2 separate regions of the Homo sapiens genome follow, and region 1 is linked to region 2. A link is a loop called in an ENCODE intact Hi-C map of the cell type or tissue named here. Cell type or tissue: IMR-90. All regions are shown on one strand. Links, peaks and the distances in the headings refer to the core of each region. The heading gives the core; the rest is flanking DNA.

Region 1 (9,208 bases), core at 2,252-4,751, 83 kb before region 2:
AACCCATATGCATTAGTTATTTCTCTCACAATAATTTCTTCTCTTTCAGAAAAAAAAAGACTAAACGCTACCTACGCTCAATGTTCCACACCTCTTAAGCCAGTAATCCTGTATCTGGTGTCGGGCAGCAAAGAAAATAAAATATACCTCGTCTGTGCTCCATTTGGAAACTTTACTGGCAGGGATTCCTGCGACAGTTGGAAGAAGTTTGCTTTGCTGCTCCCAGCGCAAGGGCAGACATGGAATTGGGGACTTAAAGGACAGAAAGACAGCTGACCGACGCTGTGCCTGCTGGACGGTGGGTTCTTCCCGGGCACCTGGTCAATGAAAACAAATGGGAAATCACTCTCTGAAAGCAGCAAGAAAGCCCCAAATGCCGTGCATCTCCCAGATAACGAGACTGGAGGTGGGAGTGGTTAAAGCATTGGTTCCTTTCAGCATTATACTATTGAATAGGCTCTTCTTTGTCTTTACTGAAGGTCACTATAAAAAACAACCTGTAAATTCAACTGATATCATTTGCTACAGCACTCATTACTAAAGACATGCTTCATTATGTTGTTCAACGTTGTCTCTTTAATGCTTCAGATAAGAAACGTGCCTCAAAGTTTTAATGGGAAGGAAAGTTAGTCTTATTCTAGGAAGTTGTTTATTTGCTCCCCTTTCTGCTTTGGATGTTGTAAAGGTAACAGCCAAGTTGCATCTCACGTCTAACACCTGTGCTTACCATGTATTCACAGTTGGCATACTTTCTCTCTCCTTTTGTCTCAGGGCTTGGTTTGGTTTTTTAACTTCTTATTTACTAATCATACTGATTTTTTAAATAGCCAATTCAATTTTTTGACAGGGATATGAAATTATTGCAATAAAAATAAAACAGCAGAAATGCAAATGTTTTTGTAATTTTTTACTTGTTCAGATCAAAATTAAAACTACTAAATATTCTTACTGTAGCCTGGGCAACAAGACAAGGTCCCATCTCTTGAAAGAAAAAAAAAAACCCTACTGAATATTCTATTTATGTTAGAGCTTCTGAACCCAAAGCTAGTTTTATGGCTGCTTTCCTAAAACGGCCATTCTCTAGCAAAGGATTTTTGTCCTCTGGACGCTTGACTTAGAGCTGTCAATCGTCGTCTCCTTATGGTCCTTTAGAACAGAAACCTTTTCTGAAAACTCTGTATTCAAAGCACCTCAGAAGAAAGGCACCTCCCATACATTTCCTCTCTGCTCACACACCAGCTCAGTTACAAGGACACCTCAATTCTATCACAAAGCCTTGCTTTTATATCTCTAAGATCTACAGAAAGACACAGAAATCACTAAGTGTAAAGTTCACTGAATTTTCACAAAGTGAACACACCCATGTAACCAACACCCTGACTGAAAACAAAACGTGGCCAGCACACCCTTCCAATCGCACCTCATCTGTCAAGGGTGACCACTTCCTTGACTACTAACACCATAGATTCATTTACCCTTTTTTGAATTGTATTTAAAATGGAAACTTGGGTATCTGGCTTCTTTCTCTAAACAGCATGTTTCTGAGATTCATCCACATTGTTGTGAGTAGTAGAAGTTACCTTCTCTTTCTTGTATGGTTTTTGTGGCTGTGAATACTCTATAATTTATTTGGAGATCATGAACAATGAGCATCTGAGTTGTTTTTAATTTGGTGCTATTACAAACAGTGCTATTACAAACATTCTTGTACAGATTATTTTGTCAGAGGCGTTTGAACCAGAGCAACTCCATCTTGAGCAGGAGCTGGGTAAAATGAGGCTGATACCTACTGGGTCTGAGACAACTGCATTCCCAGATGGTTAAGGCATTCTAAGTCACAGGATGAGCTAGGAGATGTGGACAAGATACAGGTCATAAAGACCTTGCTGATAAAACAGACTGCAGTAAAGAAGCCAGACAAAACCCACCAAAACCAAGTGACCTCTGGTCGTCCTCACTGCTACACTCTCACCAGCGCCAGGACAGTTTACAATTGTCATGTCAACATCAGGAAGTTACCCTATACAGTCTAAAAAGGGGAGGCACAAATAATCCACCCCCTGTTTAGCATATCATCAAGAAATAACCACAAAAATGGGCAACCATTTGGAGTAGTCATTCTTTATTCCTTTCCTTTCCTAATACACTTTTGCATCCTCACTTCACTCTCTGGACTTGCCCCAAATTCTTTCTTGCGCGAGACCCAAGAATCCTCTCCTGGGGTCTGGACTGCGACCCTTTCCTGGTAACAATTTCTTGAATGTACGTATGTGTTTCCATTGCACATATACCAAAGAGTGAAACTCTGAGGTCGCAGCATGTGTGTACATTAAGCTTTGGTAAATCCTGTCAGCTTTCCAAAACAACTGCAGAATACCTACCAACAGCATATGACAGTTCCAATTGCTTCACCTCCACACCAATGCTTGGTATTGTCTATCTTTTTCTTTTTAACCGTTTAGTGGGTGTATAGTGGTATCACATTATGGTTACAAATGCATTCCATGATTAATGATAATCTTTCCCTATGTTTATTGTCCACATAGAGAGGCTCTTTTGTAAAGGGCTTATTTCTACTAGACAAATTTCCAATAGATAAATTTGGTTAAGAAATGACTTCTTTACAATATTGAGTCTTCCAATCCATGAAGAAGCTAAATCCCTCAATTTCTTTGGCTCTTCTTTAATATCTCTCATTAATATTTTGTCATTTTCAGGTAGAGATCTTGCACATCTTTTGTTAAATTTATTCCTATGTATCAGATGTTTCCTGAGGCTGTTATAAGTGGTAAATTTTTAAAAAATTTATTTCTTATTGTTCTGTTACAGTTTTCTAATAAGTTTATTCTTAAACTAGCCTAATCCAAAATTTGAATTGCTCTGAATGCTAGAAAGTCACTATGCTGAGTCAAAAATCTATTTTACTGGAGTTGACACCCACTGGTTCTGGTACTACCTCATTGAGCTTATACAGAAAAATTCTAGTGTCTGCTCCACATGAAACATTTCAAATCTTCAAATATGTTTTAAAAAGCCATCATTATCCCTCTTTCCACATTTCATCCAATCAACCTCAAAGGTGCAGGTCCTCATCCCATTTTATTGAATATCTATTATGAACCAAATACATAAAGCAGAAAGTTTGTTTTTATTCTCTTTTTCTTTTTGAATTGCCCAGATTTAAGGAATTTTTGTGTAGCAAAATACGGAGTAACTTAAAAACATCTTTTTAATCTCAGGTATTCTAAAGAGCTTAGCTATTATTTGAAATACAATATTTGTACATATTTTATAAGACAGCTTTATATGAAATGGTAAGATTTCCAATTCTACACTACAGTAATACCATAGGGCTGACTTTATAATTTGTATCCTGAGTGCATGCCATATAATTAGTCTTTTCCAAAGCCATAGTCTTTATCCTATTACTGTTTATGTTCTATTAACACTCAGCACTGTTCATTCTATCACTGCAGACCTACTCTTCCATTTTATTTTCTGCTAAAAGCTGTATTAGTCACAATTCATTTCTAATGTTCCGCACATTGTTCCTTAGAAAAATAACTAACCCATTCTAAGGAAATGACTAAAAACACCAAAGCCCTTATGTCTGTGGTTGCCTCTGCATGTCTTTAAGCCTGATACGATAAATAGGCCTAGATATACATACTCTTCCAATCCTAGTACCAACTCTGCCTCCTTCGCATTAAGACTTTCCTTCCTTTTGCTGAGTCTTCCTCGCTAACTGATGTTATCTGCCACACAGCATGCCACCTCCTATGATTTTAATCCAAAAGGAATAAAGAAAGCAGCTTCATTTGAGCAAATTTGTACTGCATTCCTTGAATTGCAAAGAAAAGTGACTCCAGGTTTTTGTTTTAACATGTTATGACATAGGCTAAAATAAATGCAAATAGACTCTGGCTCCAGTAGGTGGTTCAGTGCCAAGAGTAAGGAAGAGTAGGTTTAAATGTGCACAGTATGCCTCGGGAAACAGAGCCTCGTGTTCTAAAGACATTTCAGCCACCTCCCTTTGCCTGGGACCCTATTTCGTACCACTCTCCTCTCAAACCATTGACATGCATGGAAAAGAAAATTTTTAAGAAGTTTTCTATATTTCTGAAGTTTTCTGTGATGAAAATTGACCAAAGGTATGTGATCAAACTCTTTTCTCACTTGCCCCACTTGGTTTCGGGTTGTGTGCTTCCACAGTGAGTAAAAAATATTTTAGGCTGACTGCGAATAACTAAAATTACCATATGGAAGGAATGGTCATCCTTCCTGATTCTTGATTCAACAATCTGATAAATTTTATTTGTAGAACCAAAGCTGTCATCCTCAACAGTGGAAAGATAAGAATTAAGAGAAAAGTGACAGTACATTAAAATGGACACAGTATACTGCAGAGAAAAATAATAATATTCATTATGTTTATGAACAAATTAATCTATTCAGTCTAATGTTTAATCAAATAATCACTACTTTTAAAAAATTTTCTCAGTGAGGCCTATACATATGTATGAGAAAGAGACAGACACTAAAGACCTCTAGTCATGAATAAGAGGCATAAAGACCAATGTTTTGTTGAAAAAAAGATAAAAAGATTTTTGTGTGCCAAATTTGAAGATCCAAATCTACCTACAAGTCAGACAGGACCAGCTGAAAAGTAGCTTCCAGTCTTAGAACACAGCACCACCAATATCCCTGGCCCTACACACCATGAGATATTGCACGGTATAAGGAATGTACTGTTAGGATCTCTTTTATACTCAAATTTCAAACATTCACTGGCAAAGCCCCAGTAAGAGGTGCCTCTACCGACCCTGCACCTGTGCACCTCCAACAGGGTCAGCAGATGCTCTCTGGATAGATCGGATGGATGGCACCTTCCAGCGAGATAAAAGAATGTCTCCCATTCTTATCTTCATCATGCACTGGTATGCTAAAGAAACCACAAAACACTCCAAGGAGCAGCTTTGGGCAAAAGTCTTTTCTCTCACCTGGAAAAGATTCCTTCTGAGTTATCATCCACTGACTCCACAATTCCAAGTTTAGAAGTTCATCTTAAGAAAATAATGAAGCACGAACGCTAACAATCATCTCAAAGTCAGTTACAGTGGAGGGTCTCTGGTACGTATGTAACTGTACTGAGATGAAGACTATATTCCCCAGCTTCCTTTTCAGCTAAAAGTGGCCATATGACTAACGGACATAAGCAGAAGTGGAATCTACAACATCCTGTGAGTTCTGCTAATTGGACTTGGAAGTGCTCTTAAAGGCTGACAGCACACCCACCACCACTCCCCCAATATGTCCCTCCTTCCTGCTGGGTAGAATAGTACTTTAATGGCTAGCCTTCCAGCAACCACCTCTAACCATGATATGGTGTTGGGAATACGTGCTCTGCAAGGCAGAGCAGCAAGATAAATGGAATCTGATTTCCTGACACTGTTAAGTACCATTTAAATCCTGGACCAAGCTCTGTACTTCCTTTATGTGGAAGAGAAATAAGCCTCTTTTACCTTACATAAGCCACTTTATGTGTTTTATATTACACACACACACACCCCCCTAACCCTAATCACTACTAAAGTTTACTGCAAAAACATTTATAACAGTCAGAAATACAAAATAACTAGCCTAGATAACCCAACAGTAGGGGATTGGTTTGTTAAGTGATGCTACATCCATCCACAGAGAGAATATTTAACATTATGTTGCAAGAAGTATAAATACTTATGCAAACTGCAGGTTACAAAGTATTTTGTACACTTCAGATAGAAACAGTCTAAAAAAGTAGGTCCCCACATTCAGAAAATGGTATAAAATTACACATAATTTTGATTTTCTCCATTTTGCTTCCCTGTATTTGCTAATTGTTCTATAATAAACGTATTATTTGGATAATAAAAGTTATATAAACTAGCAGCAGGTATTAAATAAACTACTTAATGTTACTAAAAAAAACAAAAAAATGGAAGTCTCACTTTGGTGACTTGGAAAGCAATTTAATGCACTTGTGGAACTATATCATTAAAACAACATCAATCGCTGGGTCTCGTTAATATCAGAAGAAAATGATAGATGGGAGTAATAGTAAGAAAAATAAGTTTGTGGATCTTTGACTTCATTATTTCATCCCTCTAAAAAAGCAGCAAACAAGGATGTTTTTTAAATGTTGATTCTTAGTGATAAAGGCCTGCCTCTATTGTTTACCATATGAAAGTTCTTCATTCAGCAATTATTTATTCAGCACTGTACTGTATCAGAAACTTGAAGGCTATATAAATACAGCATATACTTGCAGACTTTTGTTAGGCTACAGAGGACAATGACCCAAAATGTGGCGCTTTGGCATGCTAAATGCTCTGAATTAAAGGAAACTGAAAGACCTCAGAAGTAAGCCTCAGAAGCAAGGTCTCCCTTTGACCTTCCCCCATGCCCTGGTCTCTCTGTTCCCTTCTTTCCCACGTGCAGAGAGAAGTTCTCTAGAATTTCCTTATCTGACTAAGAAAACTTCTTTCCAAAAGAAATGCTATTGCCAACTTAGAAGTCTCATCAAATAGCCAAGAAAGATTTAACCACTAAAAGTCATCACCATGCTCAGAGAGACTTTTCATCTATTCTTCTCAGGGCAGCTCCAAGAGATTACCCAAGAGACATTATCTACATAGTAAGACCAACATTTGTTCACAGTGAAGTTCTGCTCCTCACCTGCCTGCAACCTCCCACAGAACTCAGAGAAATTTTGTCCCAGGCCATTGTTCTTTGGGCTCATTCATTTCTCCTGAAAATTATTTACTACCCCTCACAACTGCCTATACCAATCCCACCCCCATTCTCCTTTCTTCTATGAAAAGGGGTCACAAGCTTCAACCATTGGACTTGAGTCTCATATTTGCAGGACTCCCACGTTTATGCACATTAATACATTCTGTATGCCTCTTTCTCCTATTAATCTATTGTCAGTCATCTCAGTGAACCTTCAGAGAAGGCAGAGGGGAAGCTTACCCTCTGTCCCTACACTTTTTTGAAATGAAGTTTAATAAATAATAATGTCATTATCCAAAGTAGAAATCTGCAAATCAAATCTGCTCACATGCCTCTCATTTCTGGTTGAGTACAGGTATTAAAATTCCTGATTTGGCTTAGGGTAGAAGAAAGTGATGCAGAGAAAATACCTTTGTAAAAAGACTTTTCAAATAAAGATGATCCTGAAATAAACATCCTCTGGTGTTTCAGGAGAAACAAGACAATAAATCTTCAATGAACACTACCTAAACCAAATATGAGGTCTTTTGGTGGAAAGAGACATCTCTAATACCATGGAGGGTAAGAACCTGCTTCCTACCAGACTGTTTCCATTAGGGCCCAACAGAACCATCATGTGGTAGGCTGACCCAGGAGGGCAAGTGCCAGACAAAAGGAGGTGAGAATCTGGCATGTTATAAAGTAGAATTCAGTTCTCTCCACACATGAGCCACCCAGGAGAGAGAGTGGCTGCAGAAGGGAAAACAAAACCATACCTTTCCCAGGAATACAACAATTTAAATTTGAAGGTCAAACTATTCAATTCTTTACTAATGGGACTTCCATAATGGTAGGAATGAGCTACTTATTCAGGTAGAGAAGACAGAAGCAAAAAAAGAGAGGGAGGGAGGGAGGGAAAGAGGTAAGGAGGGAGGGAGGGAGCGAGGGAGGGAAGTATTGAGTTAAAGTCCCCAAAGATCAAATTCAGTAGCATAGCAGGATTCATCCCCAAAAGCTCATAATTACACATACTCTACTGTACTAAACACAATTAACAGAAGAAATGGGTGGGGGGGAGGGAAATATCCTTTTTTAAGAGGGGTGTGTGTGTGTGCATGCGTGTCTTTTAAATCAATTTGCTCCTAGACTCAAAACAGGCCTCATGGACCTACGGAGTCTTAAATCCTCTTGACATTGTAAAGCAACTTAGGGTGGTTTCTCAAGTCTCCTCTAGAATAAATGCTACCCACACTGCAAGGGGCATTCTCTCCCAACCCCAGGCCACCCCAGCCAGGCTAGGTTTGAAAGGGCTGCTTCTGCCACTGGAGGAATGGAAATGAGAATGAACACTGGTGGGCACCTGTAGGTTCACTAGAGGGCTCCAGAATGGAGCACATCTGTCTGACCTTCAGCCTTGGGTTTGAAAGAGGAATTGTGCCAGGACTCAAATGGGAACATTAAGCATTTAGTGTTCTTCACAAAAGACCTTGGGAAAACTTCTCGGGACGCAAAAATGATCAAACAGAAAACAATTACCATGGGGCCTCTGATAAAAAGTTCTAGAAAACATCAGAAGAAGAGCACTGAGTTATAGACAGAAGAGTTTCATGACGTTAGCAATGCACAAGGGGAAATAAACTCTATAAAACAAAAAATAGGCTATGAAAAGAGAACAAGCCAATGTAGGAAATCACAGGAAAATAAGAGACACTGCTGTTAAAATTCATGTTAAAGGCAGTAAATAGCACACTCGACAGAACGAGAGACTGAGTGAGCTATTTCAACTTGAAAAACATGTTGACAACATCACAAAATGCCAAAGTTGTTAAAATATTAAAATACTTCCATATTGGTTGGCAATAGTTACTCCCCACCATGTAGTCAGTCCCTTGTGGGACTTCCCCAAGATCCAGCATCTAAGCATAACTTCTGTTACAGCACGGAGCCTCCAGGACCCCGCTCCAGTACTAAGACGACTGTTTAACTGTCCTGTGCCATGTTGGTTACCAAATGAGCTGTTAAGTATTTTATTTTATTTTTTTTTTTTTGAGATGGAGTTTCGCTCTTGTTGCCCAGGCTGGAGTGCAATGGCATGATCTCAGCTCACTGCAACCTCCACCTCCCAGGTTCAAGTGATTCTCCTGCCTCAGCCTCCCGAGTAGCTGGGATTACAGCCATGAGCCACCATGCCCGGCTGATTTCGTATTTTTAGTAAAGACTGGGTTTCTCCATGTTGGTCAGGCTGGTCTCAAACTCCTGACCTCAGGTGATCCACCCGCCTCGGCCTCCCAAAGTGTTGGGATTATAGGCGTGAGCCACCACACCTGGCCCCTGTTAAGTATTTTTGATATCATTCCTTGGGTCTAGCCCAAGAAGAATAGGTATTACCTTCAAGAAAGATACAAATGAAGCAGAAGTATTAATAATAATCAAAACTATAACTTAAGGAAGCTTTCTG
Region 2 (9,628 bases), core at 2,906-5,405:
TATGCCGTAGGTGGAGTTTTAACCGAGTTACCTAAGAATTCCCAAAATATAAACAAAACTATGTTTCTATAAATGTCAGTGTCATCGAAATGTGTATATAGCCCAGAAAAAACTAAATACTCTTAGCTGAAGACAATCAAATGAATGGAAATGGAAGACTGAAGGCAGAGGCAGAGGCTGTTTTGCAGGCAGAATATTAGTAATACAACTCAGACCAGGCATGACAGACGTCACCAGGTCCCATATAGGGGTTAGGGCCCATGTGGCCCTAAAGGAAAAGTCTCTGGGAAAAAGGTATCAATAGGTGATCAATGTCCGAGAGCATAAAACTTCTATATTCTCAGGCACCATGACTTTGGAATCTAAAACTCAATTTATAGATGGAATGGGGCAAAAACCTACTTATCTTTGATGTGCCGAGCACAATTCTGGCTGCAATAGTTTCCTCCAGAAAGACACTCATCTACGTTGCCATACTGACAACAGTTCTCACAGAACTGAAGCCCTTCTACTTTCACTGGATCCTTCAACCTGAAAGGCATCCCAGTCTTCTCTGAAAAGACTAGAAGATGAAAAGAAGAAATGCAAATTACAACCATGACAGAAGACATTCTAAAATACAATCAAACTTTTTCTTCTAATAATTTTGTTAGCAACACAATAAAGAATAGTGTTTGCTGAATGAATGAATGATCAAATGATAGTGTTTTCGGGGGGTATGGGCTCTGTAAAAATCACTCAAGTCATTCAAATAATGAAAAAATATTCTGCAGAAAGGATAAAAGCTTGCCCAAGGCTTTTTCTACAGAGTTCAAAGTAAAATGAAGAAAATTTCACTAGTCACTAAATTCAGAAGACGCATATATCGATCTATAGAAACTTCTTCTATATTTGTATCTTTCAGAAAATTTCAGAGGATCTTCTTTTATTTCACATTTATAATCTTTTGATGAATGATTTTGTTTTACTTAATTGGCTAAATCAACATCTCTTCTATTACGCTTTCAATGTAGTACATTTCCTGACTCATAGCTATCCAAATTGTGTAGAAACTCGCATTTCCTTTTGCCTGAATTGTTAGGCTAATCATTCATTCAGCCAGCAGTTATTAGGCACCAATTTATTCTAGACATTAATAATGACAGTAGAGACCTTGCCCAAGAGAGCTCACAGTCTAGAAGAAAAGAGAGGCAAGAAAACCAGTATTTATAATAAAATGTGATACATGCAATACTAGAGGCATAAACAAGGTCCAGAAGTAGTACAGAAGAAGTGATTCATTCAGCCTGGGGTAAGGTCAGAGAAGGATTTTCTGATAGAAAGCCTCAACAGGGTTTTGAAGGCCAAAGAGGAATTTACCAACTGGACAAAGAGAGAAATGGCATTTGAGCCAGAAAAAGCAGTATGAGTAAAGGCAAGAAAGCATGAAACCACATGATGTGTTGGGAAAATTACACGTAATTCTGTGCTGCTGGCACTGCCAGAACACAACATACAAAGAAGGAAACAGAGACTGAGGAGACAAGGCGAGCAGGTAGGTGCAGGCACCCAGATCTTTGTATGTTCTGCTAAAAAGGCAATGAGAAATCAGTGAAGTGTCAGATAAGCAATCTACGTTAAGTTCCTCTGGCTTCAAGGTGCAGGACCAATTGGAAGGGGGTAAAATTAGAAGTAGAGTGACATCTGCAATAGTTCAGATGAGAGTTGAGAAGAGCCTACATTAAGGCCATGGCAAAGATGATAGATAGAAAAGGCCAGATCTGAGACATATTAGGAAATAAAAATCAAGAGGTATAAGTAACAGGATATGGGGATGGGAAGAACAAATTCAGGATGACTCCTGTGTTTCTTGCTTGTCCACTGGGTGGATGGTGCTATTGTCAACTGAAATATGGGTTAGGGAAGAAAGAGCAGGTTTGTGGGGAGGGGAGAAAGAAATAGAAAATGAATTGCATTTCAGACATGTGGAGTTTGAGGTACCTGTGGGACATCCAGGTGGAGATGTCCAGTAGGCAGGTGGAAATACGGGCCTGGAGCTCGGGGGAGAGGTCGGGGCTGGAGATGTAGATTTAGGAGTCATCAGCATATAGGTGTTAGTTACAACCATCGGAGTAGATGAGAAAAAAAGTGGCAGGCTTTTGGCTAAATCACCTGTGTAGGCTACAACATGGATTTACTTAATTTCCAACTAACCTTGTGCTACTACAGATCTGGCATTAGGACAAAGAAGACAGTTTATAGTTATTTTAAAACATAAATGCTGGCTCCTATCAGTTTCATTATAGAAATTTACCTAACAACATGAGGCACAAAAATTACCCGGGGCCTTCAAAGTTCCAGCCTATTATAAAACTTTAGATATTCTTATTTCAAATCTTTCAAAAGCAAGAAATAAAATGCAGATGACCCATCCTTACCTTCTTGAGCAGTTGGTACCATCCAAGTGGTGGTAGCAGTTGCTTTTTTAACATTTTCCATCTCATTCTCATCTGTAATAACTTCCAGGGCTCCAAACTCATTTACCCGAAACTAGCAACAACACAGCAGAAAGGCAAAATTTAAAAAGTGCTCAGGAAAGTCATTAATTATTTAATGGCTGACACATATAGTCTTCAAGCAAATTAATTACATGGTAAAAGTTAATTTAGACAATTATATCCTGATACACCTCCCACCAATACTAAGACCTTTGCATTTTACTAATTTTGGAATTCAAGGAAGGAGAACAGAACAAAGCAGCAAGGTCTGTTGAAGGATACCAATGACCCTGCTCTGCCCTGTCCTATAGAGCTGGCAGCTTACTTGATAGGCTATCATTTCAAACACACTTTGTGTGTGTATGTGTGTGTGTGTGTGTGTGTGTGTGTGTTTTAACTAAGACTTATTTTTTCTTACGTCGTATTTTTTATTTAAAAATCACGTTTAGTAAAAGGAGAATTACTCTTTTCCCAGGAATCAACTTGTCTTGCCCAGGCTCACCCAGTTCAGAGAGAAGGAATATCCCTATGCCAGAAATAATGGCCTGAACATCCTTCTCCTTACAATCCAAGAAGTGAGCACAGAAGGCTGAAGCCTGAACCACATAACCCCAGTGCCACATTTCCTCTTTCTTTCACTGCTCTTTAGAATTCTGCATTATCTTCACTTGTAGCCCTCTAAAATAACTGGAAATTTCTCTGGGACCTGAACAAGTAGTCTACTAGCTACATGCTGATTTTATCACTAAAAAGCAACAGCATCTTGATTTCATGGACATTCCATTCCAAATACTGAAAATTTCCTTTCACCTGACAGCACACTTCAAATAAAGTATGTTTCTACAACAACCTGGTTGTACTGTGTGTGTGTGTTGAAGGCTTACCTACGTGTGGAGACCTTGTTCTCTCTGAAACAGTGAGGTTTACTCACACATTCATGGGTTTCAAGCAGTTTTCTGTATTCCTTCTGTTTTTCCATAAAACAGAATAACATTAGGGACCCACTAATTTTAGCAGGTGATGAAAAAGCTAGAAAGCTCAAAATTCAAAAGGATAGTAAGATGTTTCAGATCTTTCACAGAAATTATGAGCAAATTATGAGTATTTAAGCAAGGCCCTCCATTTGCCAATCCGAAAAAATCGATTTAGTCAACACGCCAATAGAATTATTTATTTTACTAAACTACATTCTAAACTGCAAGTTGGAAAACTCTTCAACAAAAAGTATCAATAATTATTCTTTCTATCAGGTGAAAACAGCACCTTAAACAATGTTCTATGCATAGTCCACAATTATTAAATGGTTTCTAGACTAAACGTGTGGAAATGGTTAAGGAATGTGAGAATGTCTTCGAACCCTACTATGTATTCCAGATACCAGTTCCCAGGTAATATGTGAGTACTATACCAAGTGTGTATACCAAAATGTCAATGTAGGAAGAGGTAAAAGTTTATTTAGAAGGAAAAGAGCTAAAAATAACTTTACTTTTAGAAAAAGAAATCTTTAAAAAAATGTTTTTAATGATCACTTTGAAGACAGAATATTTCAAAATAAGGCTGACAGTACCATCTGCTGGGCAAGAGCAGAAAAAACAAACTACCATGATAATTATTAATTAATGATATTAAAGAATGTGATAAAAAATCAATTTGAATTAAAATTCAAAAACAATAGGCACAAGCTTGACAATGCACTTCAGGTAATTTTACTTTTATCATATGTCACTGATGTTAATTTATGCTTATTTGACAAATACAAAATGTAAGAAATAGCATCAAACATTTACATTAAACAGAAAGTCTCCCATGGCTTAAGTTTTCAAATTGCTGTAAAACAGCAAACCACCCTCCATTTCAAAGACTGAGAAAGAAAACATCACTGAGTGAAATCTTCAAGTCAGAACTCAGAACTATGACACCTGGAAGCTTCAGGTTCAAATACTTTCAAAGTTAAAAGGAACGATTCCCACGATGCAACCTTCAATCCCAGTCAGCTTTTCTTTCTCCTAAAATGTATTGCCAGTAACTGACCTACAGTCTAAGTACAAAGTAAAGATGCAATGTCACTTCGGGGCACAGTTCACTCTTGTAAGCCAGAGATCCACAGATGGACTTTGAGGGTTGATTAATCCCATAAAATATATGCAAAATTATGATATGTGCATATACAGCTTTCTGGGGACAAGATTCATAGTTTTCAAGGCATACTATAAGCCTGAAAAAAAAATAAAGAATACCTGCTCTTATCAAAGTTGCTTATCTCAAAAATTAAATACCTCAAAACATTTTCAAAATATTCTGTCATATGCAAAAACATACAGGGATCAAATTTTTCTCTGATTTCTCAATTTGGGCTTACTGTGTCTTCCACAACATTGCTATGATAGAAAATGTTAGACCACAAAGGTTGATAGGTCCTGCTAACATTACTGAAGTCCTACAGACAGAATTCCAGAAAGACTGATACATTTCCTAACACTATGTTTTCCAATAAAACACCCAGGTTCTGAAATTAGTGATGCTTTTACAAATGGTTTTGGAATGATGGAAATTTCACCTTTGTTTATATTTCTTTAAATCATTAGTTCTTTTAACCTAGAGAGCTAAAATATGTAAAAAACTTGCCACGTGGCTCCACTCTACAACCAAGAAAGTCAAAATTATAAACTTTACAAAAGGGATTTACTATTAAGCAAACAAAACACATCTGCTAACTTTTTCTGCATGTGGATATATCCAGGTCAATCAGAAAAAAATTATGCCTGAAATATATAAGGGACTGCACATGTTTTGTTTGGCTTGAACTACCTTTAATTGATTCAACTCTCTTTTTTATTTTTGATTGTAGAGTCAAAGGATCTTTTGCCTATATTTGCCTGATTTAATAATAAATCATTAGAAGATACTGTTGAGGTTATTTTCATTTTATTACCTTCAATGCTGAGATTTGAATCGACTTACCAGTGTGTTTTAAGGGCAAAGATGTTTGATAACTAAATTGTTTTCAACATTAATCAAAGCAAGGCAAAAACCGTGTATTAAGAGTGCGGTGAATTTTACTGTTGGGTCTCTGCCTGCTACTGCAGGCAGGGTCTTGCTCTTGGCTAACTGGCAATTATTCTTACTAGATAAGATGCTGTCCTCTCAGGAGTGTATCTGCATTTTACTGAGAGACTCCGAAAGACATTATGACCCAGAGGAATAATTCTCTGTAAATTTCAGACATCATTAGAAGTTCAGGTAGGGAAACTGCTCAGTTATGGGAAGCCCTACCATGTCCCTCTGCACTGCCACTTAGTCACCTCCCTGTTCTTACAGCTGGCGCTGAGACATTAATCTACAAATACGAATTTGCATTTTAAAAGGACAAACTAGGCATTGGTGAAGTTTCCAAAGCTTGCTTAGGCAAAAGTGTTTTAATGACTATAATATTTTCAAGAATGTCAGTGGACACTTGCTGTTTCTCCCTTAACACTCTGTACCTTCTTAAGCTACTCCCTCTTCTGGAAGCCCTTCTCCTTCCCTTCCTCCCTAAAGTATTCATGGAGACTCCTACATATTTCCAGGCACCTGAAGCTCAAATGACATCTGCTTTTCAAAGCCTTCCTGATCCCTCCAGCTGAAATAAATTTTTACCTCCTCTAAATTCCTGTAAAATTTTCCTTGCATCTCTTTTGATATGAAGGTGTTTTCTCTCTTTAGACAGCAGTATAGCAGGTGTAAGATAATCCATTTTAAATATCAGAAAAGCCTGGTTTTGAGACCCCTGCCAGTAACTGACCTAAACAAGTGAATTAACTACTCCAGGCCTCCATTTCCCCATCTGTAAACTGACGAGACAAAAACTATCTTAAAAAGGGTAAAATAAAAGAATTAAATAAAAAGATGCAGGTAGAGTGTTCAGCAGAGAGTACGTTCTCTATTCTTTCCCCTACTGCACCCAGAGATGTCTGTGCTCTGTTTATATAAGCATGCGATAGCCCAGTGTGGAGAAGGGATTCCAGCAACAGGGAACAGTAACAAGGGCCCAGCGTGTGAAGGCTTCAACTAGTGGTTTGGGCTGGGGAGAAAACAAGAGTGGCAGTGGGAGTGAAATGAGACATGGCCAGAGAGGAAAGCAGAGGCCAGACCACCAAAAAACTCTTGTGGTAAACTTAAGGGGCTTGAACTTCACCAAAAAGATTCTGGCAACTGCTAAAAAATGTGAAGAAGAAGGGTGTAACTTGACTGGATAGCAATCATGGGGATTTTACAGGAAAAGTTATTTCAAAACAGCAAAAATTGAGGCATACAAAAACCTGTTCCCATGATAAGAAATTGACTTCTATAGATTTGCTGACTATATTAACTGAATTAACTTTAGCCTAGGAAATCTAGATGCCTCTACCCACTGAAACATAGAAGCCTAGGTAGGATAAAATAGGCAAAGAATGAAGTGAGAGAAAATTTCATGATTCATTCAAAGTTCTTTCTAATATCCTAATTTTGTGAAAAATCAATTTCTTAATCAGATTTCTTAAGCAACTTGGATTTTAAGTAGGAAGCAAGTGAATTAGAAATCTTCAGTGATATAATCAATTGGGTCACCTCTGAATCTCAGATAAAAAGGGTCATAAAGTAAAAGAAAATGACATTTAAATTATTTTTTAAGGGAGGTATCAAACTGTCTACAGCACATGAATTGGATACATGGCAATTACCCAGATAATTAGATGGGTCTGAAAGTCATTATCAAATAACTCAGATGATAATACCCACTAAATGGCTTAATTACCTGATTACCTTAATACAAGTAATAGGTTAATTTCTAAAACTCATTGCTTAGAAAACCTTAAAGCAATACAGATTTCTTAGGGATGGAAACTTCACTCTATTGTTAAAAGCTAACTGAAAAAAATTTACAAATTTCATCATCCACGTGACAGTTTTTTTTAAAAAAAGCCATTGAGAGGAAAATGGATAAAAACACACAAGGGAAATAAAGGAGTAAAGCAATTAAAAATGGCACTGTACATAGTAAGTCACAAAGCCAGAAAAAATACAATTTGTTAAGTGTTCTCTATTATTTTTTTCAATCCTCAAAACCACCTTATCACATAGATTCTAATGTCCTCAATTTTACAGATAAGGCTTCCAAAACTTAGGCAATTGAAATAATTTGACAAAGCTTGGGTAGCTATTATGTAGTTGACATGACCAGTTTGAGAAACAGTTTTTCTTTCTCAAAAATGTTCAGCAACCTTTCTCTGTCATATCTTATCCAGATGAATATTTGGAGAATGTCAGCGCAAGCAAAACGCTTGGCATTCAATTAATTCCTAATTTACTGCAGAGGAAACTTGACCGAAAGGGATTAACTGGCTTTTTCAAGGTCATACAGAGCTAAAACTGAAAACCCAATCTCCTCTCCAGATTCTACTAAACCTCAGTGCAACATTTTTGTTAAACTAAACTCAGAGGTGTTGGCACATTACACTTAATTAAACCCAACCCAACTAAAATCTAAGTATTTTTCCAATGACAGGCAGATTGTCCCAATCTCACCACTGAGGATGAGCTAGGGCAGGCTTGGCTAGGATACTTGTCAAGCAGCCACTAAAAGGGACTAGATTCCAGGAGGCCTAAATAATGGAGCAAGAATTTCTATTCAAGACAGCCTAGAATACCAAACATTTGAGAGGTAAGCCCAGCAATGGCCTGTTGGGGAGATGTGAAGTTCAAATACCTGAACGATCAAGTGCAAACACAAAGTCTAAAGGGCCACAGACCGGTTCAAGGTTCCAGAGATAGGATCAGAGCAAAAGCAAATTAGAAATGAGAGATGGGGGTAGTTGGTTTCCCAGATCGGTGCTTGCGCAACCATGTTTCATGGGACAACAGAAGTGGTCCTGGAATAGGTTTGGGGTTACTGGGAAAAGGAGGCAGGGCAAGGTTATACAAAAGCAGCAGACTGAAGTATTGCTCTCCAAAGAGTTCTCATCTATACTTAGGCAGACGGATTTACAGGAAGAACCCGATTTTGAACAAGTCATTATATAAAAATCCATATTTACAGTATAATTAATTTAAGAGAGGTGAATAATCCTATTTATTCAATACTTTAACATTATCCAGTTTTTAAATGAGAACTCTAGGACACAGAGATTGTGGCTATTCACTTAAAGTTACAAAGCCCATTACTACAAAATCAAAAAAGATAGCTCTTCTAAGTCTGCCATTTCTGCATTTATAGGCTGTCACGGTAAGAGTCAAAACTGAGATGATCCTTCTTGAAACTATAAATCAATTTCTGCGAAATAAGCACATACTGCAGAAACATTCCTTACTCCCCTTATCCAAGTGACAAAGGCTCTGCCATTCCATCAGCATTTCAAATTGTCTTGCAAATTTATTGTGGAGGTCTAAGCATCATCTAAAACCTACACCACTATGATTAATGCTTTTAATTTTTATTTCACATATGTATCCAATTTTAAGTAAGCATACGCACAGATGCACACACACATAATTGTATGTAATAAAGAGGGTTTACCTTTAAGTCACTTCCTGGTAACGTGCCCACTCCATCTTTCCAGTCCATAACACTGAACACATCAAACTCTTGACCACTTGTGCTAGAGGCAGATTCAGTCATGATTTATTTTTTAACCTGAAAGGGGAAAAGAAGGCATATCACTAAATATTCCACATGGAAATCTGTTTTTAATTTAGTACTCGTTAGTTCAGTTTCCCTTAATTACATAATTTTCTTGATCACAATATCCCATATCCCTGGATCTAAAAACAGCTACTTCAAAAATATTAACACTTTTTTCCTAGTACGATCCTTGGAAAAGTATAGAGAAAAAATATTAATAAAAATGTCTTAGTTAAAAAGTGTTATGGTAAACATTTTCTATTCATAAACAAAAGAAATTCATTTATTCAAGGCATATTCACTTAAAACAAAAAGTCATAATGCCATATGGATAGAATTCCTTGCCTGTAAGTAGTTTGTTTTCTGTTTTAAGACACTAGAAAAAAGTAGGTATGGATAAATGATAATCTGCCAATTTGTTATTCTAGGAAATAGGAAAACAGTCTCAAAATGTACAGCAAATACCCATAAAAAGGCTCTGTTAAGATAACCAATTTGGCTACCTAAATTGTGA

What was found. Hi-C counts contacts between places; a loop is a spot of excess contacts. Peaks named below come from ENCODE experiments on the same cell type or tissue, not always from the same donor. Only the 100,000 strongest peaks of a DNase experiment are listed, where the experiment ranks them.
Region 1: it touches region 2 in a loop (2.0-fold over the local background); 3 of 110 quality-filtered maps call a loop at or near these places.

The regions. Positions count from the first base shown.
Region 1 is chr6:130,124,561-130,133,768 of GRCh38, reverse strand. L3MBTL3 (L3MBTL histone methyl-lysine binding protein 3) reads right to left here. Exons shown (of 23, transcript NM_032438.4): 21 at 148-317. Among named protein-coding and RNA genes, the nearest start is that of SAMD3, 94 kb to the left of the region's middle. In IMR-90, for the core only: no CTCF peak of the experiment used is centred there; a DNase peak (open chromatin) is centred at 3,598.
Region 2 is chr6:130,042,183-130,051,810 of GRCh38, reverse strand. L3MBTL3 (L3MBTL histone methyl-lysine binding protein 3) reads right to left here. Exons shown (of 23, transcript NM_032438.4): 3 at 9,010-9,126; 4 at 2,418-2,529; 5 at 1,981-2,055; 6 at 403-562. The coding sequence starts at 9,111. Among named protein-coding and RNA genes, the nearest start is that of L3MBTL3, 28 kb to the right of the region's middle. In IMR-90, for the core only: a CTCF peak has its summit at 4,051 (motif pointing left); a DNase peak (open chromatin) is centred at 4,900.